Regions from separate parts of the Homo sapiens genome. Here all the other regions are linked to region 1. A link is a loop called in an ENCODE intact Hi-C map of the cell type or tissue named here. Cell type or tissue: mammary epithelial cell. All regions are shown on one strand. Links, peaks and the distances in the headings refer to the core of each region. The heading gives the core; the rest is flanking DNA. Region 1 overlaps FMN1 (formin 1). Region 2 overlaps FMN1 (formin 1). Region 3 has its middle 21 kb from the start of FMN1. Region 4 overlaps FMN1 (formin 1). Region 5 overlaps FMN1 (formin 1).

Evidence for each region. A loop is a pair of places that touch in the nucleus more often than their neighbours do. Peaks named below come from ENCODE experiments on the same cell type or tissue, not always from the same donor. Only the 100,000 strongest peaks of a DNase experiment are listed, where the experiment ranks them.
Region 2: a loop joins it to region 1, with 9 times the contacts of the local background. A loop is called at or near these places in 55 of 110 quality-filtered maps.
Region 3: a loop joins it to region 1, with 2.9 times the contacts of the local background. A loop is called at or near these places in 7 of 110 quality-filtered maps.
Region 4: it touches region 1 in a loop (20-fold over the local background); 6 of 110 quality-filtered maps call a loop at or near these places.
Region 5: a loop joins it to region 1, with 4 times the contacts of the local background. A loop is called at or near these places in 2 of 110 quality-filtered maps.

The regions. Positions count from the first base shown.
Region 1 is chr15:33,129,421-33,135,625 of GRCh38, reverse strand. The region is part of intron 4 of FMN1 (formin 1); the gene reads left to right. Among named protein-coding and RNA genes, the nearest start is that of FMN1, 62 kb to the left of the region's middle. In mammary epithelial cell, for the core only: a CTCF peak has its summit at 2,707 (motif pointing right); DNase peaks (open chromatin) are centred at 2,765 and 3,525; H3K27ac peaks cover 681 bases.
Region 2 is chr15:33,018,332-33,024,536 of GRCh38, reverse strand. The region is part of intron 6 of FMN1 (formin 1); the gene reads left to right. Among named protein-coding and RNA genes, the nearest start is that of FMN1, 170 kb to the left of the region's middle. In mammary epithelial cell, for the core only: a CTCF peak has its summit at 2,561 (motif pointing left); DNase peaks (open chromatin) are centred at 1,756 and 2,526; H3K27ac peaks cover 978 bases.
Region 3 is chr15:33,212,827-33,219,031 of GRCh38, reverse strand. No RefSeq gene overlaps it. Among named protein-coding and RNA genes, the nearest start is that of FMN1, 21 kb to the right of the region's middle. In mammary epithelial cell, for the core only: a CTCF peak has its summit at 2,578 (motif pointing left); no DNase peak of the experiment used is centred there.
Region 4 is chr15:32,841,175-32,847,379 of GRCh38, reverse strand. All of the region lies in intron 17 of FMN1 (formin 1), which reads left to right. Among named protein-coding and RNA genes, the nearest start is that of GREM1-AS1, 130 kb to the right of the region's middle. In mammary epithelial cell, for the core only: a CTCF peak has its summit at 3,050 (motif pointing left); no DNase peak of the experiment used is centred there.
Region 5 is chr15:32,953,020-32,959,224 of GRCh38, reverse strand. The region is part of intron 9 of FMN1 (formin 1); the gene reads left to right. Among named protein-coding and RNA genes, the nearest start is that of GREM1-AS1, 240 kb to the right of the region's middle. In mammary epithelial cell, for the core only: a CTCF peak has its summit at 3,042 (motif pointing right); no DNase peak of the experiment used is centred there.

The DNA.
Region 1 (6,205 bases), core at 559-5,558:
CAGCTTCACTAACCTCTGGCACGAGGCCTCCTTGTTCCTGAGGGAACTGCTTTTCTCATATTTCAGAAGGACAGTGCATACTTGTGTCAAGCTGAAAGGGATCTTTCCTACTTGATGCCAGCGAGAAGCAGTGCCAGGGAAGACAGACTGACAGAGCAGACATTCTCCTCCCTAACTGGGTTATTCTGTGCTGTGCTGTGCAGTGGCTTATCTTATTTTGAGATCTTCCTGCTGTTGTCCAGTTTGTACCAACATTGCAAAATCAATATTCTCTTTATTTCTAAGGGCACATTTTTACAAAACAGGACTTCAGAAAAAGGGTGAGATGATAAAGACTCTCAAAAGGTTACACTGGCCTTTTGAAAAAATAATTTATGTAGAGAACCTTCTAGCGCAAGATCCTCAAATAGTTGTATATTTAACATCTAAAGTGCAAGTCAAACATTTTGTGTGAATTTTGACACTTAAAAAACATTCCTTGGGAGACCAAAAAAAGCGGGGCTTTGGAAGATAATATGAAGGGAGAAACTCAAAAAGCAAAATATTTCCCATGTATAGGCTACCTTTATTTTAGCTGTGAAACATTGTAACTCAAAATGTTTTCCTACTTATTTATTTATTTTTGAGACGGAGTCTCACTCTGTCACCCAGGCTGGAGTGCAGTGGCACGATCTTGGCTCACTGCAACCTCCACCTTCCAGGTTCAAGCGATTCTCCTGCTTCAGCCTCTTGAGTAGCTGGGATTACAGGCATAAGCCACCACGCCTGGCTAAATTTTGTACTTTTAGTAGAGATGGGGTTTTGCCATGTTCGCCAGGCTGGTCTTGAACATCTGACCTCAGGTAATCTGCCCACCTTGGCCTCCCAAAGTGCTGGGATTATAGGCGTGAGCCACCGCACCTGGCCTTCCATTTTTAAATTTTTCAGAAAAAGTGAGATAGCTGAATGTCAGAGAGCTTAAGCAACTTGTAGGATCATAGTTCTTTTCTTTCTTCTCCTTTCGGTGCTCTCCACTTGACTTTGTGGCCCACAGCCCAAACGTTGGTTGTGAGGCTACCCCAATCGACTACTGTTTCCCCTAATGTCTAGCGGATCTAGAACTCCCATAGTGCAGCAGCCAGGTGCAAGGTGAGGTGATGAGGCAGCTAGAGAACTTGTTTTGAAACTGCATTTACATGCCAAACACACACTTTTTATTTAGATGGTTGTTCACTGGGTAATTTGGGGTGAGGTGAGGTGGAACTGTTACCTCAGCATCCTCCCCCACAACTGCCTCCTGAGACATCCCTGGGCCATCCAGTGGCATCCTTGCCACAGTTTTGTCTCTTTATTTAATTGTTATGTTATTTTCTATAATCCCACTTAAAATTGTAAATTGGCTGGGTGTAGTGGCTCACACTTGTAATCCCAGCTCTTTAAGAGGCCGAGACAGGAAGATCACTTGAGCCCAGGAGTTTGAGACCAGCCCGACCAGCATGGCAAAACCCTATCTCTACAGAAAATACAAAAAATTAGCTGGGCATGTGTTGTGTGCCTGTAGTCCCAGCTACTTGGGAGACTGAGGTGGGAGATCACCTGAGGGAGTTCAAGGCTGCAGTGAGCGATGACTGTGCCACTGCACTCCAGCCTGGGAGAGTGAGACCTTTCCTCAAAATAAATAAATAAAAAATAAAATGAGATGTAGAATTAATTATCTAATTTTGTAATTTATTAGGTCTACTTATCATTTTATAGATGGCTGGCATGGCTTATAAAAGCTTTGTGGTTTGATCTTAGTATCCTGGACTAATGTTTCATCTATAGCACAGGTTGGAAGTCGGCACACCTAATTGTGCTTTTCTGAACTCTGAGCAAATAGTTTGATATATTTGCCCTTAGTTACATTTATTATAAAACGGGTAGAAACGTTAATGTTCCTTCCATTGTCCCAAAGATGTATCAACATGCCCCTGTGGCTTTAGGATCCTTTGAAGAAAGCATTCATACTTACAGTTATCATTAGCCACAATTACAGAAACTGTGGGGTTGAGAAGGTCATCTAGCCTCATCTCTATTTCTAAGCCAGAGTTCCAGAGAGTGACTTTCCTTAGGTCAAGTAGCTAATGGGCACCAGAGCCAGAATTAGGAAACAGGTCTCTAGCACTCCAGTTAATGCTCTTTCTTCTACAGTTTCTATGGCCCTGTTCGTACTCTTTGGCCCAGCCATTTACAGAGAACCATAGATCTGTGTTCATATTGTGAGAGGTTCCTTAGAGACCAGAAGACTGATCTCTGAGAAGCTCAGGGACTGTGTCTTGCTCAGAGTCGCAGAGGCTGTAGGTGCTGGAACTGGGACTAGAGACCAAGTCCCTGACTCCCAGCGCACTGTTCTTTCAACCACACACTCTCCTTCTTTGTTGATGGCTGTGCCTTGGGAGGGTTCTAACTCATAACCTAAAGATCCCCATGAACTCAGTTGCATAATCCCCTCTTCCTTGTGAGTTAACTGTTGAGGGACACACAGTTCTATGTAGTGATGGTGCCTGATGTGGGAGGCAAAGAGATGCAGTGCTTGGCCCCCTATCCCTGTTATAAGTCTGTGACTTGGGGCACTTCTGTAGGCCTGGGTTTTACAAAGCGAGGGCAGTTAATTAGGCATTCCTTTCTGTTCCAGAATTCTGTGGTCCTTTCCCAGGCATGTATGTTTCTTCATGTTTTGTCCAGTAGAGGGGGGTGTGTGCTCACAGACTAACAACCCCTCTGGACTTCTCCAGGTTGGATTATTGTGGAGACATCTTGAAGATGTGGTCAAAGAGGTACAGGTCCAGGCAGGCATGTGCATGGGAGGAGCTAGAGACAGTGATGGAAGAGTTCAAGTGGCTGTGCTGTCTGAAATTACAAAAGGAAATTAAAGGTGTTCCTAGGAAACAAATCACCAAGGCCCCCGAAGTTCTTTTAGGTTTATGTCTCACCAAGAAGAATAATAGGCTGGAAAGCTGCAGGTTTGGATGTTCCTGTTGCAATTCTTCCCTCCGCTCTTAGGTGTGGTGAGTATCCTGGGTATAATACATGCATATAATATTAATACTGCAAACGACCTGGCACTTTTCTGTGACTTACAGAGCTCTAAATCAGCTCTGGTCTGAGGCTCCTTTTCCAAATGACATGATGTGGGCTACATTGGAAAGAAATATAGTATTCCTTACAGGAGCCAGTTGCACACAGGCAGCTTCTTTATGCCTGAAGCCTACGTGCTGAGTTCTGAGAAAGACTAGCTGATTCTTTCATCTTGAAAGTGATAGACTACAGTAGTACAAGAGAGCGGGAATGAGAAGTGTGGTTATAGAGAAGCTGAAGCTGTTGAGTAGTTTTGGAGAAGTGCTGATTTATTGAAAATATTCAGCTGCTTATATTTGGTATTATTAGAATTGAGACAAGCATATTACAGCCAGGAAAGAAGGAAGAGGGGGAAGGGGAGACAAGCTGAGGACTTAGAGAGTGAGTAATGGGAATAAAGAAAGGAGGGAAAAGAAAATTCTTGACTTTCTTCCAAGCCAGCTGTGGAAGATGTTATTTTAGATCCTTTGCCTAACTGGTCTGAATGATTGCCCCAGGTGGAAAGGAAGGCAAAGGTCATTTCGGGGCACTTCCTGGGACTTGACTGCCTTTATCTTGTTCTTGTTCTCTCCTTCTTGTAGAGAGGGTCAAAGCAGGTGTGGAAAAATAATGATCCGTGCTATTCAGACTAGTATCTTTCTTTGGGGATCTTAAAATGCTTTTATCACATCTACTTAAACAGCATTTAATAGCATGGTAGAGATGTTTCACTCACTTGAGGCTGCATTGCCCTCAGAGGCCACTTACCTAGTAAGTGTTGACTACACCTTTGTACTGCACTTTTCCAGGGCTCAGACCTCCCCTCCCCATCAGTTTCCTGATGGCCTATCCTCATGGCTGCTCGGGCTGGTTGCTTTGAGGAGGTGGCCTACAGTGATATTATCTCTCTGCATGAAACTCACAGTGGGGTAGTTGTATTTTTGAAGGATATTTCCTGCAGCAAGCACTTGGTGTTGCATATTATTACGTTCACAGTTTGTGAGAGATCATGAAGAATATGCAGTGGTCTGGGCCACACTGACACACAGTGAGAAAGTATATCAATGACTAGTTATGATTAGAGATCGTTTTCAACACTTGTTTCCATCTTCAGCTGACATTTACTTGTTCAGAAAGAGAGCCATAAAAGTCAATAAAAATAATAACCATGCACATCTGCACATCCTGATTTTAATACAGCTTTTTTTTTTTTTTTTTTTTTGAGATGGAGTCTCACTCTGTCACCCAGGCTGGAGTGCAGTGGAGCGATCTCAGCTCACTGCAGCCTCTGCCTCCTGGGTTCAAGTGATTCTTCCGCCTCAGCCTCCCGAGTAGCTGGGATTACAGGTGTCCACCACCACACCTAGCTAATTTTTTGTATTTGTATTTTTTGTAATTTTTTGTATTTGGCCAGGCTGGTCTCAAATTCCTGACCTCAGGTGATCCACCTGCCTCGGCCCCCCAAAGTGCTGGGATTACAGGCATGAGCCACCGCACCCGGCCTAATACAGCTTTTTACAGTTTACAGTGCTCTTTCATAGACATTATTCTATCTGATTCTCCTACCAACTCTATGACAACCATCACAAGTATTGTTTGCTCTACAGATGTAGAAACTGAAGCCTAGAATTGAAGTAACCTTGGCTAAAGAAACACAGCTAGTAAGAAATAGAACCAAATCTCCCATCTAGTTTTTCTCAGTACAAGTTTTAAAAATTATAACAGCCCAAAAATAAAATAAATAAAATTAAATCAAAACATCTTAATAGACAAGCAAATGTAAGTGTTTTGACTCTGAAACGAATACAGACTCTAATAATATTCAGTGTGGTATTACATACATACTGGAGACTCAAATTATTTTTAAAACTAATACATAAAAACTGCTCCAAACCCTAAAACTCTGAAATTATCACTTAATGATTTGGGCTTTTGAAAATGCATATACCTATTAACAAAATTGCCTTATATCACAGCATTTTCTTGTCATCAAAATTGCTTAAAATTAATTTTAATGTTTGCACATACTCCAGTGGATGAAATCACCTTAATTTTTTAAACCTCCTTATCTCATTCTTAGGTTGCTGATCTTTGCTATAATAAACTACAGTGCAGCCCACAACTTGTCTCAATCTCTGTTGATATTTCTACATTGTTTCATAAAACTGATTCTTAACCTTAAGCATTTGAAAAATTGTCTATATATTTAGTTTTGAAGTGTGTATATTTATGTATATACATGTAGGGCAATATTTTGAGTTCTGTACAGTCTTCTGAACACAACGAATTTCTCCTCAATGACATAAATAGTTATAATAAATAATGAAAATAGAAAGAAAATGCTAGCAGGGCAATCTTAACTGGCATAAGAGGAAGGTTTTCTGAATTTGCAGGAACTTGGATCAAGAATGAAAAAATAGGCTGGGTGCTGTGGCTCATGCCTATAATCCCAGTACTTTGGAAGGCCAAGGCAGGTGGATCACGAGGTCAGGTGGATCACGAGGTGGATCACCAAGGCAGGTGGATCACGATGGATGAGACCATCCTGGCCAACATGGTGAAACCCCGTCTCTACTAAAGTACAAAAAAAATTGGCTGGGCATGTTGGCGTGTGCCTGTAGTCCCAGCTACTTGGGAGGCTGAGGTAGGGGAATGGCTTGAACCTGGGAGGTGGAGGTTGCAGTGAGCCGAGATTGTGCCACTGCACTCCAGCCTGGGCGACAGAACGAGACTCTGTCTCAAAAAAAAAAAAAAAAAAAAAAATTGCTAGTCAACTCTTTTCTGGTCAGAGGTGTGAGCCATGGAGGCAGTCTGGTTATCTTACAAAATGTCTCAGACTTGGAGTAAAGCCCTGGGTCCATATCTTGGCTCTGCCAGTGATCAGCTGTGTGACCTGAGCCACCCTCAGATTCAGTCTCCTCATCTGTAGGATTGGGGTGACACCCACGACAGTGGATGGTTGTGAGACTCATAAGGTCATGCTTATGGAGGTGTCTGGGATGGCATGCATGCCAGGAAGTGGGCATCAGCATATACCAGTTTAACCTGTCAGTTGAAAGGTATGTTAGAAATAGAAGTATTTCAACTTACCCATGTGCAGGTACTGAGAAAGCTCTCAAAGATACCCAGA
Region 2 (6,205 bases), core at 475-5,474, 110 kb after region 1:
TGGTGGCTCACACCTGTAATCCCAGCACTTTGGGAGGCCGAGGTGGGCGGATTGCGAGGTCAGGAAATCGAGACCATCCTGGCTAACACGGTGAAACCCCGTCTCTACTAAAAATACAAAAAATTAGCCAGGCGTGGTGGCGGACGCCTGTAGTCCTGGCTACTCAGGACGCTGAGGCAGGAGAATGGCATGAACCCAGTAGGCGGAGCTTGCAGTGAGCCGAGATCACGTCACTGCACTCCAGCCTGGGCGACAGAGCGAGACTCCACATCTCAAAAAAAAAAAAAAAAAAAAAAAAAAAAAAAAAAAAAAATCTGATAGGTGTGAAATAGTATTCCCTGTAGTTTTAATTTGCGCTGTCCTGAGGACAAGTGAGATTGTGTCTTTTTGTATGTTTATATGTTTATTAGCCATTTGGAGTTTATCTTCCATAAATTTACTGTCCTTTTGTTCATTTTTCTAATGGTTGCTATCCTTTTTATTTATTTATAGGATTTCTTTATTCTGGATGCTAACATTTTATTGGTTATATGCTTTGCAAATGTCTTCTCCATTTATGTGGCTTATCAGTTTCTCCTGCCATCTTTCAACAGACACGATTCTGGTATATTTTAATATAGCTGAATCACTAAAAGTGATTCTTGTGAATGGTTTTGAAGTATGAATATTTTTCTTAAATGTGGCTTTAAAAAAATAGTCTATCCCTCCCCCACAAATTTCAATGCAACCTCAAATCACGTATTATGTTTCCATATGTTGCTTGGCTTTATTTATATGCTTCCTTTTGTACTCTATTTTTTGGTATTTTTTTCTATCACTGTGTCAATGCCAGGGTCTCTTCAGTATTTGCTCTTTCCTATTATCCTTTCTTGCACCATGCTGCACTTTCAATTAATTATTCAGTATCTTTTACTCACAAACTCCTTCCTTGACTGTACCTGAGTTTATTAAGCTTTTGCACCTTTTATTTCAATGTCTGTTGAGTATTTTGTTTCTAATATATCAGAATTTTACAATCACCTACTATTGTTTCTTGTCTCTTAGTGTGTTGCTACTATCATTATTGTTTATGATGATTATTATTCTTGCCTTTATTTTGGTAAGGATTCTAAACATTACTAAAATATTTTCATATGTTTAAGATTTAAATTTGCATTGGGTGATGTCATGTTTCAATTGTTGATTGTGTTATCTATCTCGATGCTTAGGTTTCTTCTTATGTTTTGAAAGTTTGGCTTGAAGGCTCGTGATCTATAGGATGATTTTTTTTTTAAGTTTCCCCCTCCCCTTCCCCTTTACCCTTATTTGTTTTGCAGTTGTCTTACCAGGTAAGACCCCCAGACTAAGTCGCTCTTATAATAGCGTATTGGGTTCACTAGCCTGAGGTGGTATGTGAATGTTGCAGATTTAGTCGGCTGGTGACAGGGATAGATGGATTTGAGGTTTGGTCTTTTTTTTCTTTTTTTTTTTTTTTTTTGGGTGGGGGAGGGGGATCAGGGTCTTGCTCTGTCACCCAGGCTGGAGTGCAGTGGTGCGATCATAGCTCACTTCCACCTAGAACTTCTGGCCTCAGGAGATCCTCCCACCCTCTGCCACCCAAAACACAGGGATTACAGGCTGGAGCCACTGTGCCCCAGCCAAGACCCCCAGGCAGCAGTTGACAACCTCTTCCAACTTCCCTTTCCCATCTGGGAACTACAGCTGTGTCTCAGTCCCTTTTTCTAGGCAACAAGTCTGGGCCTGGCTTCCTGCCCCACGTTAGTGCTGTCAGTCCCTGTTACTCTGCAGTAACTTGACTCCAGGATGTCCTGCCTGCCCTGCCTGCCAGAGGAACTGGGGCACAGCAGGCCAGAGCTTCAGGCCTGAAGTGCCACTTACTGGTTTGTCCCATTTCTATTTCTGAAATACGTAATTCTGCTTTGGTACTTGTCTGTGTCTTTTACTTGCTTTATGTTATAATTTTCATTGTTACATAGGCTTAGGAGGGAGCTAAAAAATGTGAACCTTTAACAACTGGAGGTCTGTTGGGACACTTTTAACTTTTTTAGTAACATCAGATTGGAAGTTCCTCTTATTTGTTCTGATATTTCTCAGCTAGTTACCATATCCATACTAGTCCACTTTTCAAATCAAGGAAAAGTGGTTGTTTCAGTTTGGCTCATCCTTGTCTCTCCCCAGCCTCCCCTCCATACCCAATCCTTCAAGTCTTGCTGTGGCACTTGATAGCAAACTTCGAGTTTCAGTATGAAGTACAATTGACCATCTGTATTCTCGGATTCTGCATTTGCAAATCCAACTAGCCTCAGATTGGAAACATTTGGGAAAAAAATACCAAAACATCATACAAATAAAAAAGATAAGTATTTACATAGCATTGACGTTGTATTAGGTATTTATTATAAGTAATCTAGAGGTGATTTAGTAGGATATGCATAGGTTATACACAAATGCTACACCATTTATATATAAGGACTCACGGATTTTAGTATCCTCAGGTCCTGGAACCAATCCCTCCCACCAAGGGATGACTTTATTGTGACTGCCACCTAGTGACAGGAGTTGGTTACTTTCAATTGTAGTTGAAATTTTATTCTAGTTAAGTGTGTGCCTTTTCTAGAAGATTTGTTTTGTGGCCATTATTTAACTGTTGTTGACTATGATTTTTAAAAACCACATAGGTAGAAAGGAGATTGTAAGTTTTAGGGACCATATATTCATGGAATTTTAAACTGCTTAGCACCTCTATTATGATAGAACATAAAACAAGGGTAACAGAAAAGAACAGGGTAGAAGGCAGGTTATCCCAGGATTGGCAGCTAGAATTGGACTTAATGACAGTTTTCTCCATGGTAAGGTGTCCATCAAATGGTCTCAGGCCTTGAATACATACCTTTTCAATACAGGTAAAAGTCAGAGATATAGCCACGAATTTCCTGACTTTTTGTACCTCTTTTATATCATCATCCCAGAACATAAAGACTCAATATCTGTCCTGAACTAATTTTTTGAGTATTAAACAATATAAGCCTATTCATGTCTCCCATTTTATCCTCTTTCCTTAAACCTTTTTCTCTGTGTGTGTGTGTGTGTATGCATAGAGAGAGAGAGAAGTTGGTGAGACTCCACCCCAGTTGCTGGAAGCATCCAAAATGCTATGAGTCTCTAAATTGTTAACTTGACTGAAAACTTACCAAGTGTATTCATCAGCTATTGCTGTAATAATGCTGTGTAACAAACCATGCTAAAATTCAGCAGCTTTCGGTAACAAGCATTTGTTAGCATAGGTGTAAAGGTCAACTAAGGTTCAGCTGAGCTGGTTTGGGCTTTTTCAGGCTGTTCTTGACTGCTGACTGTGGCTAGGGTTTAAGTCTGCACCATGTATCTTTCTCTGGGACCCAGGCTGAGTGAGTTGTAGCCACCCAGAATATGTTTTAATTACATGAAATAGCAGGAGTACCGGAGGCAAGTCAAACTATGCAATTAAATTTAAATCCCTCCTTACATCACGTCAGCTTATATTCCACTAGCCAAAACAAGTCATATGGCCAAGGCTTAAAGCCATAGGAAGTATTCTCCATTGCCCAAAAAGAAAGAGGTGAAAGCAGATTAAATATTTGTTAAAGTTCCAGTCGTTCACATTAACATATATAAAATGATCAAATGAAATACAATAAAGTCTTTTAAGAAAACACAGGCTTAAAGGGCTAATACTGGAATATAAATGCCAAAAGTTCTTAGATATTTCAAAGATGCACATCCTGAAAGCCTTTTAAGGTTGGAAATGTGTGCTGTTTCTTTTATATACACAATGCTTAGTTCAGTGCCTGGCACACGGAGACACTGAGCACATGCATGAAAGAGGCTAACTAAGCATAGTGTCTTTTTTTTTTTTTTTTTTGAGACGGAGTTTCGCTCTTGTCTCCCAGGCTGGAGTGCAATGGCGTGACCTCAACTCTCCACCTCCTGGGTTCAAGCAGTTCTCCTGCTTCAGCCTCCTGAGTAGCCAGGATTACAGGCACCTGCCACCACGCCCGGCTACTTTTTGTATTTTAGTAGAGACGGGGTTTCACCATGTTGGTCAGGCTGGTCTGGAGCTCTTGACCTCCAGTCATCCACCCACCTCGGCCTCCCCAAATGCTGGGATTACAGGCATGAGCCACCGCGCCTGGCCACATAGTCTTATAGTGACCGAATCTGGTGGGGGGGTTGGGGGGGTCGGTTTCCCAAGCAGTCAGTTCTGTAGTGGACACTAGCAGCTGGGTATTCCCCAATTCAATAGTGACACTGTTTACCTGGCGATAGTATTTGATACCACAAGTTGAGGGCTCCGTCCTGCAAGACTGCCCCCCTTTCGGATGCCAGTGACAAGTCTGAGCTTCCAGACCTTCTGACTGACCAACTTCAAGTAGGGGTTCTCACAACCCCCAGCCTCTTTAGATTTGGTTACTTTGCTGGAGTTGCTCACAGAGCTCAGGGAAACACATTTCCTGGTTTACTAGAAAGCATAGTGAGAGGTGACAGCATGCTGGCAGCCCTCGCTCGCTCTCGGTGCCTCCTCGGCCTTGGCGCCCATTCTGGCCACACTTGAGCCCTTCAGCCCACCACTGCACCCGTGGGAGCCCTTCTCTGGGCTGGCTGAGGCCGGAGCCGGCTCCCTCCGCTTGCGGGGAGGTGTGGAGGGAGAGGCACGGACGGGAACCAGGGCTGCACGCGGTGCTTGCGGGCCAGCTAGAGGTCCGAGTGGGCATGGGCTTGGCGGGCCCCGCACTCCGAGTGGCCTGCCGGCCCTGCCGCGGGCAGTGAGGGGCTTAGCACTCAGGCAAGCAGCTGCGGAGGGTGCGCCGGGTCTCCCAGCAGTGCTGGCCCACTGGTGCTGCGCTCGATTTGTCCCCGGGGCTTAGCTGCCTCCTTGCAGGGCAGGGCTCGGGACCTCCAGCTCGCCATGCCTGAGTTTCGCACCGCCCCGGGCTTCTGCGCTGCCAGAGCCTCCCCGACAAGCGCCGCCCCCTACTCCAGGGCGCCCGGTCCCATCGACCGCCCAAGGGCTGAGGAGTCGCACGGCGTGGGACTGGCAGGCAGCTCCACCTGCGGCCCCGGTGCAGGATCCACTGGGTGAAGCCAGCTGGGCTCCTGAGTCTGGTGGGGTCTTGGAGAATCTTTATGTCTGGCTAAGGGATTGTGAATGCACCAATTGGCACTCTGTATCTAGCTCAAGGTTTGTAAATGCACCAATCAGCACTCTGTGTCCCGCTCAGGGTTTGTAAATACACCAATGGACACTCTGTATCTAGCTAATCTAGTGGGGAGGTGGAGAACTTTTGTGTCTAGCTCAGGGATTGTGAATGCACCAATCAGCACCCTGTCAAAACAGACCAATCAGCTCTCTGTAAAACAGACCAATCAGCTCTCTGTAAAATGGACCAATGAGCAGGATGTGGGTGGGGCCAGGTAAGAGAATAAAAGCAGGCTGCCGGAGCCAGCAGTGGTAACCCGCTCAGGTCCTCTTCCGCATGGTGGAAGCTTTGTTCTTTAACTCTGCAATAAATCTTGCTGCTGCTCACTCCTTTGGGCCCACATTGTCTTTATGAGCTGTAACACTCACCAGGAAGGTCTGCAGCTTCACTCCTGAGCCAGTGAGACTACGAACCCACCGGAGGATCGAACAACTCCAGACGTGCTGCCTTAAGAGCTGTAACACTCAACCGCGAAGGTATGCAGATTCACTGAAGCCAGCGAGACCACCAGCCCACCAGAAGGGAGAAACTCCGAACACATCCGAACATCAGAGGGAACAAACTCCGGACACGCCACCTTTAAGAACCGTAACAGTCATGGCAAGGGTCCGCAGCTTCATTCTTGAAGTCAGTGAGACCAAGAACACACCAATTCCGGACACAATGGTACAAAGGATACAGATGAAGAGATGCATAGGACAAGGTACGGGGGAAGGGCCGTAGAGCTTACATTTCTTCTTGGGCGCACCACCCTCTGGGAACCTTTTCGTGTTCAGCTGTCCAGAAGGTTTCTGAACCCAGTCCTCTTGGGTTCTCACGGAAGCTCTATTATGTACGCATGGGTGATGAAATCATTGGCCATTGGTGAGCGACTCAACCTTCAGCTCCTCTGCCCTCCCCATAGGTTGGGAGGTGGAACTGAAAGTCCCAACCCTCTAATCATGTCTTGGTCTTTCAGGTGTCCTGCCCCC
Region 3 (6,205 bases), core at 370-5,369, 84 kb before region 1:
TTTTTTTTTTTTTTTTGAGATGGAGTCTTGCTCTGTCACCCAGGCTGGAGTGCAGTGGCACGATCTTGGCTCACTGCAAGCTCTGCCTCTTGGGTTCATGACATTCTCCTGCCTCAGCCTCCTGAGTAGCTGGGACTACAGGCACCTGCCACCACGGCCGGCTAATATTTTTGTATTTTTAGTAGAGACGGGGTTTCACTGTGTTAGCCAGGATGGCCTCAATCTCCTGACCTCGTGATCCGCCCGCCTTGGCCTCCCAAAGTGCTGGGATTACAGGCGTGAGCCACCGTGCCTGGCCTCTTTGTCTTTTTTTACTGTTGTTTGTTTAAAGTCTAATTTATCTGATACAAGAATAGCAAAGCTGGTCTTTTTTGTTTTCCATTTGCATAACAGATTCTTTTTTTCTATCCTTTTACTTTTAGACTTTGGGTGTCAATGCATGTGAGGCAAGTATCTTGAATGCAGCAGAAGTTTGGGTCTTATTTTTTTTTTAATCCAATTTGCCATTCTATGTCTTTTAAGTGGAGCATTTAGGCTATTTATATTCAAGGTTAATATTGACATGTGATGTTTTGTTCCTGTGATAGTGTTGTTAGCTAGTTGCTTTGTAGTCTCAATTGTGTAATTGCTTTATAGAATCAGTTAACTTTGTATTTACATGTGCTTTTATGGTAGCAAATATTATTCTTTTGTTTCCGTGTTTGGAACTCCTTTAAGCATTTTTTGTAGGTCCCGTCTGCTGGTGATAAATTCCCTTAGCATTTGCTTTTCTAAGAGACTTTATATCCCCTTCATTAAATGAAGTTTAGTTTGGCAGGATCAAATCTCAAATTATTCAAAATACTTCTATTTAATACATGATCTCTTTGTTTGAAGCCCTTAAGGCTGTTCTGTTCTGTACAGTAGCCAATAACAACATGTGGCTAGACCAAAATGAGAAGTGTAGTAGGTATAAAAGCATCAGATTTCAAAGACTTATTGTGATATAAAAGAATGTTAAATATCTCGCTAGGAATTTTCTTTTTAGTTTTGTTCTCCCATTGGGTCAAACACTAATAATTTTTCATTCACTATATGCTGAAGTGTTAATATTTGAGATATGTTAGGTTAAATAATATATACAATCAAAATTAACCTTACTTGTTTTTATTTTTCTGTTTATCTTTTTAATGCAGTTTCTAAGGAATTTAGAGCTACATATGAAGCTTATATTTCTTTTCTTTTTTTTTTTGAGAGACAGAGTCTTGCTCTTTTGCCCAGGCTGGAATGCAGTGGTGTGATCTTGGCTCACTGCAACCTCCGCCTCCCGGATTCAAGCGATTCTCCTGCCTCAGCTTCCCAAGTAGCTGGGACTACAGGTGTGTGCCACTACGCCCAGCTAATTTTTGTATTTTTAGTAGAGACCAGGTTTCACTATATGTTGGCCAGGCTGGTCTTGAACTCCTGACCTCAGATGATCCGCCCACCTCGGCCTCCCAAAGTGCTGGGATTACAGGCATGAGCCACTGTGCCTGGCCGTGTAGCTTATATTTCTGTTGGACACTGCTACCTTAAATCATGTAGGTAATCCACCTATTGGGTAAAACAGTACAATTCTGGACTTACGGAACTATTTTGTGCCTTTCTTCCCAGAGATAAAAGGATGATACTCAAAAATCTACAAACTTATAAGATTTGCCATCTTAACCATTTGAAAGTGTACAATTCAGTGGCATTAAGTACTTTCACAATGTTGTGCAACAATTACCACTATCCATTTCCAGAACTTTTTCATCTTTCCAAACTGAAACTCTGCACCCTTTAAACAATAATTCTTCATTCACCTGTCCACCTCATCTCTACCCAGTCCCTGATAACCACTATTCTATTATCGGTGTCTATGAATTTGAGTATTCTAGGTACCTCACATAAGTGGATTCATACCATATGTGTCCTTTTGAGTCTGGCTTATTTCACTTGGTGTAATGTTTTCAAAGTTCATGTTGTAGTATGGATCAAACTTTTATTCTTTTTTAAGACTAAATGCTATTTCATTGTATAGTTGCCACACTTTGTTTATTCATTCATCTGTAATGAATGGAATGTGTCACTTTGTACTTACTGTGTTGCTTGTAATTGTTTTATTTTTGATGAAAGGATTTAGATTTTACCTATCTCATATTCTTTTATGGTTTGTATTGGAAGGTTTATGGCATAGGACTCTCAATAGATTCTTTTTAGTGAGTTGTGATTCTCAAAGCTATTTACAAGTTGCACCATTTTTAGAAGATCCAGGAGCACCAATTCTCTGCCATAATGTCAATTGATTTTGACAAGGTCAAAGAAACTATGTTTGCAAATGATCTGGCACCAGGTCAAGCATGCAAGACAGTCCTATTGAAATATTGAATTCTCATAATAGAATTTAAGACTAGAAATCCATTGTTATTCTGCTATAATACTTATCTAGTGCCTCCTGCCTATAGTCTTGAGGTAAATAGACATGCTATGTAATTACCTGGCTTTAGTGAGTCTGTGAGTAGCAGGCTAGGAACTGGGAAGTAAAACTCTTTCCTCAGGCAATGTCTCTCTAGTGCCCTCTATTGACAAGGTTTAACAGTCAACCAGCTGTCTTCTTGTCTCTAAAGACAAGAATTTAGATGGTTTATTAAAGATTTAAAATATACATATACATATATATAGATATAGATATAGATATAGATATAGATATATATAGCTAAGATCTTCCCACACAGTGCCACACAGTGTGCTGTGCTGTGCTGTGCTGTGCTGTGTGCTTCGAGGGATTATAAGATTTAGGAGACACTGGCTCTCCCAACCAGCACTCACCCTTTTCCACCCTGCTCTCTCCAGACCTGGAGGTTGGCTTGTATGAAGTGGATAAACAGGGCCCCCTGCTGTCAGTTGAGTTTATCCATGGTGGAGCACAAACACCAGGTAAGAGGGAGGAAGGAGAGTGAGATCAGGGCATTTCTTCTCACGGCCGCTCCCTGCAAGGTTACCACTAGCTGGTTATGTCCCTCAACCTGGGTAGCTCAACCCAGTTCTGCTCCTCTACACCTTTAACCTTTCCCTCCCTTCATCCTTATGACTTAGGTGTGTGGAGAAGAAAGAGATCCACTGGACTGGGTAGTTAGGAGATCTTGGTTGAGTTTTTCCAGGGTGCTTCTGTGGTACAAAGTGTGGGAAGCCTGGTAGAGCAGTGAGTGGACAGTGAAGAGGTGGGGAGGAGTAATCTTGGCTGTGAAAAGGGAAGAATTGAGGAAAGAGTTCCAAAGGGAGTAGTCTGGAGAAAAGGTTTCTATTTTCAGGCTAGGAGTCTTGAGAATGTTTCTATGCTGAGGAGAATTCAAGCATAAGCTGAATGAAAATGAACAGGCAGAGAGTAGATCAAAAGCATGGGGTTGAGGGGGACATTTGATTTGAACAGCTTGGGTTCTTAAGGAAGGGGGTCCTGGTGGGGAAGGGGGACATAGATACACCTTTAAGGGCTGTGTGAATGGGAGTTGATGGAGTTATTTCCTGGGAATCTCGATGCTTTCTGTGAAATACAACACTGGAGCCAAGGAGTTAGAGAAGATAGTGAAGTTTAAGCATCTGAGATGAGTGAGAGGAAGAACTGCCCAAGGACAAGCAAAAGAAAATCATAAATGGTTTAAGGGCTCAGCTGAGTCTGGATATTGTGGATTTCAGTGACCACACATAACAGGACTACTCTCAACAGTGTAGGTGTGGAGAAGTTTCACTGGGATTGGATCATCTTTGTGGGTTTTACCTGGTGTTTGCAGGGGAAGCATATGGAGTTCAGGGTGCTGATAAGAGAACTGACAATGGGACCCAGACTTAGTAATGAAGGAAAGTATCATCAGTAGAGTATTGACAACTTTGGACAAGTGGAAGATAAGGGTCTCGCGAGGGCTTTGTGAGAATTAGTTGTGATGATCAGTGTATAAATTTTGATCAGGAACTGTGGAGGCGTTCCTGCAATTGTATCCTACTTAGAAGCTAACAAGTTAGCCTGCCACAGGATACCAGCAGAAGACATGAGACTTCTGGGGCAGAAACAAAGGACTTTATTACTTGCAGCCAGGGCTTCATGTTCATTTGCACTGGTTCTCTGTCTGCTAAGTCCTAAGGAGGCAACACGAGGCCTGTGATAGATGCTTGCACACACAGTGGGTTGAGTTACAGCAGAGGGACACTAAGCTTGAGGAGTCACTATTTTATGGTAAGTACTGCGTAGTCAGGACAAAAGCCTCCTTCTTCTCCAAGAGCAGCCACTACCTCATCCCTCAAGGTTACTTACTACAGACACAACCTTGAGAAAAGGCCTGGCTTGAGAGTGGTCAGAGCTCAGCATTCATAGCAAGAACATACAGGGATGCTCAGGGCCCATGGCAGATTCTCGCATCCAGTAAGCATAGTATCTGGCAGACAGTTGGTTTCTAACACATATTTGCCATAATTAATGTCATGATGATATTCACGATTATATTGAGTCCTCGTTCAAATTCAAGGGAGATATAGGAAGAAGCCACAGATCCACAGTCAGGAGTATACATATTTTACTAGTGATCAGAGTTTAATGTTAAGCTCCAGCAAAATGAAAACTACACAGTGGTTGATTTATTTGGAGATAAAAGGCAAAGAAAATAAGAACAGGAAGTCTTTGAGTAAATTTGTTATAGAAATTTACTCCTGTTGTTACTGTGTATGTATGAAACCTTAAAATAGAACACGGGATAAGAGGTCTAAAGTGAATCAGTGTAATCATATCTCTATAAACATAATGGATAAATGTGAGGTGCAGAGAAAGAAACATAAATGTGGCTGAGAAGGTTAATCTTACATCATATACCATTCGCCTAAAAATGGAAACAGGGACAACTGGATATAGAAAACTGGAAGAAATATCCGGAATGGGTCCGAAGTCAAGGGAATGAACTACATTATCTTCCCAGACAACTAAAGTAAGATATTTTATGACTTAATTTGAAGGTAAAAATAAAAATACATGAAAACCCAACTTCCAGCTCTTTTCCTTAGATTTTCTGTCCCACACAAAGATGACAGGAATCTTATACATACTATTCTTATAAGCTTGTTTTGTCTGTACTTCTTGTCCTTTACTCTCTAATGTCAAAATCTTTGTGAGATTGAGAAGGTATTTCCAGCCAGAGAAAAGGAGTTTGGCTTATAATTGAATATTTAATGAAACCATTATTCTTTATGTGCTCTGATATTAATCTTAATTGAGAGGCTATTTTCTCAGGCTCTCTGGATGAGAACACTGCTTCTGGAGGGTCCTAGGAAATGCCCCCCCCCTTTTTTTTTTTTGAGACAGAATCTCGCTCTGTCACCCAGGCTGGAGTGCAGTGGCACAATCTCTGCTCACTGCAACTTCCACCTCCGGGGTTCAAGCAATTCTTCTGCCTCAGCCTCCTGAGTAGCTGGGATTACAGGCATGCGCTGCCATGCCTGGCTAATTTTTGCATTTTTAGTAGAGATGGGGTTTTGCTATGTTGCCCAGGCTGGTCTGGAACTCCTGACCTCAGATGATCCGCCTGCCTCTGCCTTCCAAAGTGCTGGAATTACAGGTGTGAGCCACTGCACCCGGCTGCTTTTTTTTTTTTTTTTAACACAATAAGATTATTCCCCCTATATTGCCCACCCCATCCCAAAGAAATATTCAGTGTCTAAGCCCTAGTGCAATCCGTAATTACTGACCTACAGTTCCTGGGTTTTTGGTTTTTCTTTTTCTTTCTTTCTTTCTTTTTGAGACAGAGTTTCGCTCTTGTTGCCCAGACTAGAGTGCAATGGCGCAATCTCGGCTCACAGAAACCTCCACCTCCCGGGTTCAAGCGATTCTCCTGCCTCAGTCTCTCAAGTAGCTGGGATTACAGGCATGTGCCACCACGCCCAGCTAATTTTGTATTTTTAGTAGAAATGCGGTTTCACCATGTTGGTCAGGCTGATGTCGAACTCCTGACCTCAGGTGATCTGCACACCTAGGCTTCCCGAAGTGCTGGGATTACAGGCGTGAGTGAGCCAGCATGCCTGGCCTTTTTTTCTTTCTAGCTAAATTTGAAAAATCATTAAAAATAAAAAAAAAATATTAAGTACAAAAGGAGAAAAGGATTAAGACTAGTTCTACCCAATTGAATTGAATGGTGGCACATCTGTCCTCTTAGGCTTATAATTCTGG
Region 4 (6,205 bases), core at 771-5,770, 290 kb after region 1:
GAGGTAAGATATTATTTGTCAGATAAGTATCATTAACTCTTACAGGGTCTTTCCTAGAGCAGCAGCAGATATTTACACACACACACACACATACACACACACACACCCCTACATCTTTTCAACGTTATGGAACCAGTTTATTTGCTTGCTTTGGTAGAACAGGGGACTATACCTTAAACTGATTTTTACAACTTTGAGTAGGCCCTCAACCATGTAAGAATTGAAGTATTACTAAGGACAACCTCATGATGGTGTTATTGGGTAATCTCCTCATTTCCCTTTCATCATGGCAGAATCCAAGATAGTTTGATGAGACTCTGGAGCTGCAATTGCATTAACCTCTTTCTGATGATTGGAAATGTCCCCAGGTAGAAGTAGAGGATGGAGCCAAGTCAGTCAGGCTCTTTCTTTCTATGTATAGCCCCTTGTGAATTCACCCTTTTCACATTTCATTAGTTTGTTTTGGAAAAACTAGGAGGACATGAACTCATCCTTTTTTATGGTTGCATAGTATTCCATGGTATATATGTACCACATTTTCTTTATCCAGTCTATCATCAATGGGCATTTGGGTTGGTTCCAAGTCTTTGCTATCGTAAATAGTGCTGCAATAAACATACGTGTGCATGCATCTCTATAGCAGAATGATTTATAATCCTTTGGGTATATACCAGTAATGGGATTGCTGGGTCAAATGGCATTTATGGTTCTAGATCCTTGAGGAATCGCCACACTGTCTTCCACAATGGTTGAACTAATTTACATTCCCACCAACAGTGTAAAAGCATTCCTGTTTCTCTGCAGCCTCACCAGCATCTATTGTTTCTTGACTTTTTAATCGCCATTCTGACTGGTGGGAGATGGTATCTCATTGTGGTTTTGATTTGCATTTCTCTAATGATCAGTGATGTTGAACTTTTTTTCATGTTTGTTGGCCGCATAAATGTCTTGAGAAGTGTTTGTTCATCTCCTTTGCCCACTTTTTGATGGGGTTGTTTCTTGTAAATTTAAGTTCCTTATAGATTCTGGATACTAGGCCTTTGTCATATGGGTAGATTGCAAAAATTTTCTCCCATTCTGTAGGTTGCCTGTTCACTCTGATGCTAGTTTCTTTTGTTGTGCAGAAGCTGTTTAGTTTAATTAGATTAAGCAATACTTTTTTCTACATACATACAACTTTTATTATTTTAGTAAGAATACTTAGCATGAATTCTACCCTCTTTAACAAATTCTTAAGTGTGCAATACAGTCTTATTAACGATAGGCACAATAAAATGTTGTGTTTTTAAGTGATCTGAATGTAGTGAGAGAGCTTTGTGCTTGAAGTCAGAAGACCTAGGTTTGAACACTGGGTTCACCACTTAACCTTTCTATGTGATTTTGCAAAGGATTTTAAGTTCTTGGGGCCTTTTTTTTTTTCTTGTCTGTAAAATGGGAATAGTAATATCTAGTACACAGTGTCATTATGAAGATGAAATTAGATAACATACATGGGAAACCACCATATAAACTATAAAGCTTTAATAAATACAATGTGTTACATTTAAGGCATTCTTATTGTCCCACTTTGACCCTCTGTGAGAAACACCAATATACTGAAAATTTCCTTCCTGAATTGTTAGTTCTGGTGTGTGTGTTGGGGGGTGATTGGGGAGCATGCTATACTTGACTTCAACAGGTGCATAGCACTTCATTTAATTTTGCAGCAATCCTTTGAAACTGATTTTTTTCATTCCTAACTTTCCAGATAAGAAAACTGAGTCTGAGGGTCTTGGTAACTTACTCAGGGTCAGGGTGAGCTCAATCCCAGCGTTGTTACTGTGCCATCCTACTAACTTAGAGAACCACTTGGTTTCTTTTGAGTCCCAGGACCCTAGGGGTAAATAGAAATAAGCATATTTGTTTCATCATCTAAAGGAGAAAAGTATCAGAATAGTAGATTTGCCTTAACCTTGGGTAACAGCTTAACCTCAAAGATTCCTTTTCTGAGGTCTTAATAGAGGTCCTCTTTTACCTTTCCCAACAATAACAACAAAGTTTCCATTGTAATTAGTAAAGAATTGCAGTGACAAGTATTTAAGTATTTTATGGAATCAGTATTGAGCTCTGCATCTTGCATAATGGTTGTTCTCATGATAAATTGCCTCACGTAATTATTGGCCTAGCCACCACTTTCTCTTTGGATTCTTGACAACTATGGCAAGGTTTTCATCAGTGATTGATCAAAGATGCTATCACAAGACTTCTCTTTGATTTATACAGTTATTGTCTTCTTCATAATGAAAGAGCTTAACACCTGTATTGCCTTCTGGGAGTTATTGTGCATAATACATGTTATATAATACATAGTTTCGCAGACAATGTCCAATTCTGGAAAGATCTTTTCATTCCTTCAAATAATACGGGTATGTTTCTTCTGCTGAGTTCATTTGGCCTTAAATGAGTTGTGGCAGCTCTAGTAGGAACGCAGGACTAATGTATGTGGAGCAGTTAGCTCAGAACCTGGCACTATGTATATCAGCCGCTGCTGTTGTTACGTGATTTTGTCAAATCTTATCAGATGCTTCAGACAGTGGGTCTCAGAAAGTTAATCACAGAAATTTTACTTACCCAATGGTGCGAATAGCAGTGGTTCCAAGTTCAAGTGGCAAATAATTATTTACTACAGAGGACGGCCATAATTTTAGAAGGAAAGTTATGTGCATCTTTTTCATCTCTTCTAAAAATAAGCCAGAAGCAATGAATATAAGCTGGATTTCTGTTAAGACCAGACACTTTATTTTTGTTATATGTATAATTTGAAGATAGTCATGTGTATAATTAGAATAAAAGGTAAGTAGAATTAGCATAAGTTTAAAAGGTACCAGATATGCATGGAACTTTTATAAGGGATTATATTTTTCACAATTAAAATATTTTACATATTTTAAAGTATAATTATTTCTATAATTACATCTTGATGATATAAGGGATGTACATAATTCCATTTAAGAGGGCAGGTCTGATAGATCACACTTCATGGCTACCAAAATCAACAATATTACCACCTAGTGGCTGCTGAATTGAACTGCAAACACATGATCCTTGGGATCCACAAAGACCCTGTCTCAATAGCTAAAAATGATGGAAAAAGATAGTGAACGCCACTATAATTAACAACTTTAATGGGCCTTGATAACTGTTAATCACTGTAACACCCCAGCTCTGCTTTCAAACAGATTGGGAGAATAATGAGAATTTGCTTTTCCATTTATTGAGAAACTGAGCCTTGAAAAAGTCGTGAGCTGAGGCTAGAGAATGTGATTATTTAATTCCTTAATCCTTTTATTAATCTTCTGAATTGAGAAGTAGATCTACCTTTCCCTCCCAGTTTTTTTATTTAAATTTTGATTTATTTATAACATTTTTCAGTGAAAATTAAAAATGTGTATTTGAGTAGATCAGAACTGTTTTAAACAGAGATAAACTGGTCTTCTCGTTAAGGAAATATGCGATGTTAGTTAGTTCATGTGCTTTTATAAATTTAGCAAAACCTGAGTGCTCAACATTTAGAAGTGAAGTGCCAGTCCTGATAGCTCATCCTTACTCCATCTCAGAGTCAGGCATTGAGACCTTTGCTATTTACTACTTCCCCTTTCATCTTAGCATCCACCAACTTGTTGACATTCAAATTATTCATTGAAATAACCAAACCGTCTGCCCACTGAGCTCATTGCACCATCCCATTTCCTTGCTGAAATAAATAAAATGTGGCGTGAGTAATTGTAATATAGTAATTCTAGGGGAGCATAATATATTCAAGTAAGTAATGTAGAAAGCCACTAAAAAGTCTATTTGAAATTGCTCTTCTTCCCAGGAGGGCACTGTTCTCTCTTTAATATATTCTCTTTGGCTTCACGATTCTAGGATTAAGCCTAATTGCTAACATAATATATGTGCGTGATCGTTGCTTTCTTTAACTTAAGCTTCCTCTGGCATTGGTTTCTAGTTTGTAGTCATGACTGTGGCATTAATTGTAATTGGTCTGAGCTTCATGTGAAATAGGTTCCAGCGTGTTGACAGCAATTAATGGAGCTCCATAGTCCTGGGTAAGATTCAAGGGGTGGGTTTTGCATCTCTTTCAAATTGTTTTCTCATTGTTTCTGTTGTAGTCTCCTGGGAGACTATAATAAACAGGCTGGCTTTAGAATTGCACAAATCTGAGTTCAAATCTCTCCCCTACCTTTCTTTCTTTTTTTTTTTTTCTCTTTTTGAGACAGAGTTTCGCTCTTGTTGCCCAGGCTAGAGTGCAATGGTGTGATCTCGGCTCACCACAACCTCTGCTTCCTGAGTTCAAGCGATTCTCCTGGCTCAGCCTCCCAAGTAGCTGGGATTACAGGCATGTGCCACCATGCCCGGCTAATTTCTTGTATTTTTAGTAGAGACAGGGTTTCTCCATGTTGGCCAGGATGGCCCCGATCTCCCGACCTCAGGTGATCTGCCCGCCTTGGCCTCCCAAAGTGTTAGGATTACAGGTGTGAGCCACCATGCCTGGCCCTCTCCCCTACCTTTCTGAGCTTGGGAAGCTTACTTCCTCAAAAAAAAAAAAAAAAGCTGAGGTTCCCTCATCTCAAAGACAGAGGTAGTAATACCACCACCATAAGGTTATTGTGCCCATCAAACTTGCTAAAAAATGTCAGCCGTTTGACTATGGGTCTTTCTTTCATACTAGTACAGATAAACTTTTTCAAACTTTTACGTATTATTAGTTTAGGGCTTTCTGTGTTCTAGGCACTGTGCTGCATGTTATGAATACAATGATGAGCAAAAGGAACACAGTCTTTGCCTCTGGAACTTATATTTGCCAGTGGATATTTTATAATTATAGCCGATTGGTAATAGGAATCCACAGTGCATAACCAACCATCTCAAAACTTAGTAGGCTACAACAATGTATGCCTATCTCTCACAGTTTAATGAGTTGATTAGACTTAACTGGCTAGTTCTTGCTTCAGGTCTCCTGTGAAGTTGGAGTTAGATTATGGCTGGAATTGAAATCATCTGTAGGCTGCAGAGCCTCGGCTCGGGTGGATGGAGGGTGGGGCTTGGCTGGGCATCTCTGAGAGCCCGTGCAGTCACTCCACATGGCTTGCGCTTTCTCATAGCATGGTGGTCTCGCAGTAGTTAGCCTTCTTACATAGTTACTGGCTTTTTCCTGAGCAAATGTTCCAAGGAAAAGAAATTAGAAATTTCCTATCCTCTCAAACACTGGGAATGAAACATCACGTCACTGTTGTTCAGAGAAGTCACAGTCCAGTCCAGTTTTAAGGGAGTGAATAGACGCCACCGTTCAACTAGAGAACAGCACAAACATGCAGGGAAGGAAAGAGCTGATGATGGACATCTTGGAGACAAGCTACCACGGTGTCCTAATTGATCGTTCCTCAGATTTGTGTCTCTCGATATCTGGACTCTTAACTAGTGGGCTTTTTTACTTGACTTAGTCCATCAAGATTTATAAAACTGACCATTTGTGCTTGCCCTAGGAAAATGGATTGTATAATCTTTAAGTGTGAGATAAATAGCAAAATACATATCTGTTCTGGTTCTCGTAACTCCTTCAGGATGGATGGTATTTCCAGGAAACAGGATTTTCTCATTCTCCTGAATCACTCTCTGTGTTACTACACAGAAGGAAATATACAGCTTCATAAATACTAGCCTCACGAACCCAGTTCCACAAAGCGATTCACATGTTACATGCCTACTGAAACACACAAGAACCATCACATCAGCCAGAATATATTTCCTAGGACTTTAATATAAAGTCCCATTTGCTGCAGTTTTCTACTCCGCTTCTTCTGAGATGGAGTGATGGAATGTGTAGAAATAGTTAAAAGCCATTTCTAAATCAACATTGAAAATATTTTTTTCAATTAGTTTATCTACCAATGTTATGTTCCCAAAAATATAGATAAGAAACCAGAATCTGGAATTTATATTAAAGTTCATGAGTTTTGATTACATGTTCCAGGTGGATCAATCTGAAATACAAGCCTTACTTTAAAATAATGGAATGATTCCCTTGGATATATGAGACTTCTTCTCCAGGGACACACTACATATACTCTGAGATTAAAACACTGTGTGTTTTGTCTCTCTATATTTCTCAAACATATTAAATGGACAATATCCAAGAGGCATCTAAGAAGGAATAAGCTAGAAA
Region 5 (6,205 bases), core at 487-5,486, 180 kb after region 1:
TGGTTCCCATATGAGAAGACCAGGAGGATACTTGCCAGATAGGTCTTTTTATAATGACTGAACAAGAGAAAGTGCTGGGTACATTACTGGATTTCAAAATCCAGAATTCTGAATCTTGGCTATAGGGCTTCAGCCAGCATTGAAACGTGAATATGAATGTCTTTTTTTTTTTTTTTTTTTTGAGACAGTGTTTCACTGTTGTCGCCCAGGCTGGAGTGCAATGGTGTGATCTCGGCTCACTGCAACCCCCACCACCCAGGTTCAAGCCGATTGTCCTGCCTCAGCCTCCCAAGTAGCTACGATTACAGGCACCCACCATCACGCCCAGCTAATTTTTATATTTTTAGTAGAGACGGGCTTTCACCACATTGTCCAGGCCAGTCTCAAACTCCTGACCTCAGGTGATCCACCTGCCTTGGCCTCCCAAAGTGCTGGGATTACAGGCGTGAGCCACTGCACCCAGCCATGAATATCCCTTAAATAGAGCTGGTCTTCATCCCTCAGCACATTTCACGTTTGTATTTCAGAAGTAATGGACAGAATGATCAAGAGTCTGTGGAACTCAGATACTAATTTCTAGCTTCAACTACTAAAATAGTATTTAAATTTCATATCACTGGCACTTGTTTAAGCATGTATGTATGTATGTATGTATGTATGTATGTATGTATGTATATCTTCTCAAACTAGGCAGGGATCCTGTTCTGTAATATCATGTAGTCTAGGAATTAGAAGAAATCTTACCCATCATCTTATTTCTCTCATATGGCACATAAGAAACTAAGACCGAGAAAGATAAAGTGACTTGTAGGGGTTTGTACACTTTTAACTGGGAAGACATTGATGATGATGAACACTTGTTCATCAGCATGTGTCTGCATTTCCCCTTTATTTAAATGGTAACTTGCCACCTTGGTGATAGTATCAACTTTTATTCGGGTGATTTATTTGAAGTTTATGAATGAGAGTAGCCATTATTAAAAACATCAACAAAATATAGCCACACTTCTGCATATCCAAAGTATTTCCTACATTGTGTAATTATCCATGGTTTTCTTCAGAGTCTTCCAATAGGAAGCCAAATCTTTGAGTAAAAAGATGTGCTTTCTATGTAACTCCAGCAAAAGGCATATATAGATTTGGAGCTGGTGTTTTTCTTTGACCTTATCAATTCCATTTAAAATATTAGCTATAATAAAATAAATTTATTACTAATTATTACAAATTTATATTGCATACTTAGATAGGTGCCATTCTCATTTGTGATACTAGACCACTCTGCCACGACAAACATGGCAGTAACCAAATTAAGAACCAGAGCTCAAGATACCAGCTGTCAATGGAACCACCACCACTTGCTACTATCTCTTATTTTTTTCTTTCGTAACATTCAGAAAAAGTCATTTAACCTTCTCACACTGATTTCTTCTCTACGAAATTGGGAATAACACCCCCTTAATATGGTTATTATAAGTATAATATGAAATTATAAGAGTACGTTAAGTATTCTTTGCATTAATCTCTTAGTTTATGAACTAATGTGAAAGCTTTGGAAAGAAATTCTTAAACATCTTTGATTCCCAAGGTTTTTAAGGTCTTAAAGCATTAATGTGTCAATTCCTAAAACTATTTGCAAATGGGAATCTCTAGATTATTCTTGTTTGTTGATATTCATGGAAGTATCCCACAACTTCCGTTAGTGATACATTCGGACATCTAGTAGTACATATCGTGTTTGTATAGTCTCTTTTCACTGAAAGATAAAGAGTTTCCCCTGTCAATATGTCATATTTACACTGTCTCTAAGTGACATTTGTTCCTGAGCAAGGTAGGTCAGCACCTTGACAAGGAGCCAGAAATCCACCTTCATTGTCTGTGATTCTTTCTCCTGGTTCCTGTAAAAAAAAAAAAAAAAAAAAAAAAAAAGAACTGCTCTGATAAACTTTCCAATTGTGTTTTAAACTTGCCCAACGACATTCTGAAAATCAGCATGATCTGCCAATATTCCTCCTTTTTTGAGATGCCATGATCTGACTAAATTATAAATCATCTCTGTTTGTTTCCTCTTCTGTAAGATATGTAAAAGGATTCCTCTCTCCCCGTCTCCCTCTCTGTCTCTGTCTTTTTAATAGATATTTCTTAAGAATTAATGAGATAATGGCTATTCCCCAAACACTTTGGGGGAAGGGGGTTGTGATGGTTCAGCAGATACTAGTCTGTTGAAATTTTGTGGTGCCAAAAGCCTTCAGCATTGATTGTAATTTGGTCACTTTGGCAAGGATCATAGCTGTAATTCTCAAATCCCAGACTTTATGTCTCAGTTTATTGGGGAGGGGAGAAGGGTGGAAGAAGAACATTGTTTGGAAGCCTGAACATAAATTTATAGGGTTTTCATAACCTATTGCTTTCCAAGTTTATATTATTTCAGCTTTGGTGTACAAAGATAATTTCTCTGGGCTCCCTCGGTGTAAGGAATGTGCGTTAGTTTTTTTATATGAGGGTGGTGATAGGTTTGTCTACCCCTTTACGTTTTTCACGTGTTGACAACTGAGCAATGGGGTTAGGGATTATCATCTATAGAAGTGAGTGAAATAACTTGCCCATGTGTTGATTGTACTAATATATGACCTGGGGGCCTAAACTAGCGCTCTGTCCCGATTTCTTGAGTGATATCTGGAATGATCAGGGCTTTCCTGTTCTTCAGTTTAAGGACTCCTGACTGGCCGCATTTACTGAAAGGAAACAGGAGCTCCATGACAGGCACCAGTTTACAAAAATTCCACCTTGTAAATTTTATTTGGAAATGAGACAGCCCCAGAAGTTGTACGTTTATTTTATTTGCTTATTTTTTTAAAAAAAAAAAAGAGTGGTTAGGACTTGTCAAATATGAATATCAATGATTCTTTCAGAATGCTGCATCTGAGTATTATTCTTGGAGTTCAACCATGTTTCTCTTGTTGGCTGTTCAACAGTAACTTGATCTGGATTTGTGTCTCCAGCCAGCTGCATTTAGGATGCTCTTTTCCTACCCCACACCACAAGAGGGCACCTTAGAATGCTGAGATACAAAGATAAAAGTTGCATGGATCCTAGAACCCCCAGAACAGGAACCTGGAAGAGAGTAACTGCCCCCAGCTCTCTCTTTAGTCTTCTCATATCTCTATTGTGGACCATGAGGCCAAATTTCACAGCAAATTACCCACACAGAGTATTGGGAGTCAATTGCATATTAGAAAGACTTGAAGGTATTAGCAGAAAAAAAATCATTAGTAGCCATGGTTCCAGTGCTTAGAATGAATGATTGCAGTATAAAAATATATGGAATATTAGAGTTAGCGTCTTTGGGACTGATTCTGGAATTCCTTTCTCACCACACACACAGACACGTGCGCGCACGCACACACACACACACACGCACACGCACACACATCTTTAAAATCTTCCATATCGGAAGAGAGTGAAAAGCAAAAGTTTATTTGAATATAGATTTGGGGTTATCTGTTTGGAAAACACAAAAAAGTACAGGATATGCTATGAGAGAACCATTCTAAATATTTATGCTTTAAAAAATATTTATCTTCTCGTTGAGGGAAGTTTTGAAGTCTCGCCTATATTTTCCCAAATCTCATTCATTTATCCTCAATCCAGGCCATTTTCTGAGATTCTGTTACGGGGTTGGAGCTAGACAACAGGATGAGGCTGAGCGCCTGTGCTTGGGACCTTGATGGTGATAGTGAGTCCTCTGGCCTTCAGTTCCAAGCTAGAAGTATGTGAAGATGTAACAAGAATAGGGAAAGATCATATATGTATACTTCGGTTGCAAGTCCAGGTCACATGGATGCTTTTGAAGGTGAACTTGTAAGTGCTTTGCAAAATACACACATCTCCCATGTATGTGATAGTCAGAACAGCCCCTGCACATGCCCTCACAGGCACATGCTTAATATGAACAGAGAAGTCTCAATGACCTTGGATTTATTTGATGTCATTCAAGTGGAGATTAAAAAATAAAGATATCACTAGTAGTGCCACTGCTAAATGAGGAATTTTGGTTAAGTGCCTGTCATATATTAACTAATTTGATCAAAAACCCAGTGAGACGGTTCCTATTATTGTTCCTGTTTTATACATGAGAAAACTGGAGTTTAGAGGGGTTGGGCAACTTGCGTAGTACCACATAGTTCTAAAGAGCAAAGGAATGTTTCCAGCAACAACCCCACAGCTTATTTTTTTGTTTGTTTTGAGACAAAAAGTCTCACTCTGTTGCCTAGTCACTGCAACCTCCACCTCTCAGGTTCATCAAGCAATTCTCATGCCTCAGCCTCCAGAGTAGCTGGGACTACAGGCACACCTACCATGCCTGGCTAATTTTTGTATTTTTAGTAGAGATGGGGTTTCACCATGTTGGCCAGGCTAGTCTCCAACTACTGACCTCAAGTGATCCGCCCACCTTGACCTCCCAAAGTGCTGGGATTACAGGCGTGAGCCTCCGTGCCCAGCCTTGTGTTGTTAATTACTTGATAAATGGGCATTCGTCTGCATTTAACTGCAAGTTCTGACTTTAAATTCACTTGGCCAAGACTGAATTTTATTTTTTGGTCATTGTATAGTGAAAAAAGTGCCCAGCTTTGGTGTCAGTAAACATAATTTCTAATTCTGACTCTGACCCTAACCAAATATCGAATCCCGAACAAGTCCTTTAAATTCTCCGATCTCAGGTTTCTCATCTGTCAAAAGATAAACTTTAATTATATGAATTCCAAGGATCTGGTCATGACTTCTTTGCAGATGAAGACACTCAAGATCTGCCAACTTTCATTTTATTTTTAGAAGGCAGATAGATGAGGGTATTACACATTGAGCAATATCTTAGCGCTCAGATCCAGGCCTAATCAGATGGATAGAGCTGTCTCAAACCATCAGTAGCATATTGTATGAGCCATAGGTACATGGGGGTTCAGGAAATAATTGTTCTGATTTTAATAATCCCCCAAATGTAAGGTATATATATTGGAGAGTTATTTTTAAACAAACCAAGTTTTTTATGTAGTGGGGGTATTGAAGTACTGGAAATATGATAGAGAAAACTGCAGTGGAAATTAGCAGCCAGAGATCTCGTCTTGAAGGTAACTATTAGTTGTTGTAGTTGTTGTATGTCCAGTCATGTAACCCCTCTGACCTTAACTTCTATACCTAACATGGCATCTGGAGTGAAAATTTGCAAATATGCTTTCCAGATGCAAAATCTCAGAACTTAGCTGAATGTGGATACGTTCCCACATACATTTTTAAACTGAGTGTGTGTAAGATTGAAACAGTGAATTTAGATTTTTACCTAGTCAATGAGCGGCATGGGATATACTGCAAACCAGACTCAAACCACAATGTTCCCACCTTCCGGTATACAGTATTCTCTCTTTGCAGTTGTCCTTACATAACAGAAATGCATTTGGCGGCAGCAGCCAGTGGTGGAACTGGCCAGCCCCCGTTGTGCTGGGGTGGCCCTCCACCATTTTTTCCTCCGTCTCCTAGCAGAGTTTCCACGGTCGAGAGGCCTGGAGCTCAGGTTACACCAGACAAAACTGTCCACTTACTTCCTAGGATAGTCTGGCTGGACCCCAGTGCTATGGCCACACTTCCAATTTTTGATAAAATACTTTTGACCCAGAGCTTCATTTCATTTAGACCTGACCTGATTTCCCTCCAGCTGAGGCTAATTTGCATGGCTGTAAACACGGACCTTACAAAGCTCACCAACTGTGATAAAAGCAAAGGAAACCTGAGACCATTGGAAATTCAAAAATCTGCCTTCTGTATCCCAGCCTGACTCTGAGTTATGCCTCAGCCCAGGAGGCTTCCTGTGTGCAGCAGCTAAAAAAATGTTATTCTGATTGATCTGATTAGGGCAGCAAGGTTAGCCATGGTCAATTTACAAAGACAGTATGAGAAGAAATCATGTGTGTCGTCATGTTATGGGTCAGCGAGGCCCCTGCCAGAAGTTACGAAAAGCCACAGCTCTGCCAGGACCATTATCAGATCTCCTAGGTGGGGTACAAACGGGATTGGAGGTTTAGGGGGCCCCTCCAGTGGAGTGAATGACAAAAGGGATTGGACTCTGAAGAGCGGGTGAATCAAATCATGCTCGCTCGCTTCCAGCTGGATTTCTTAGCCGCCAAGCCCCTTACATGTGAGTGGGAGAGCCTGG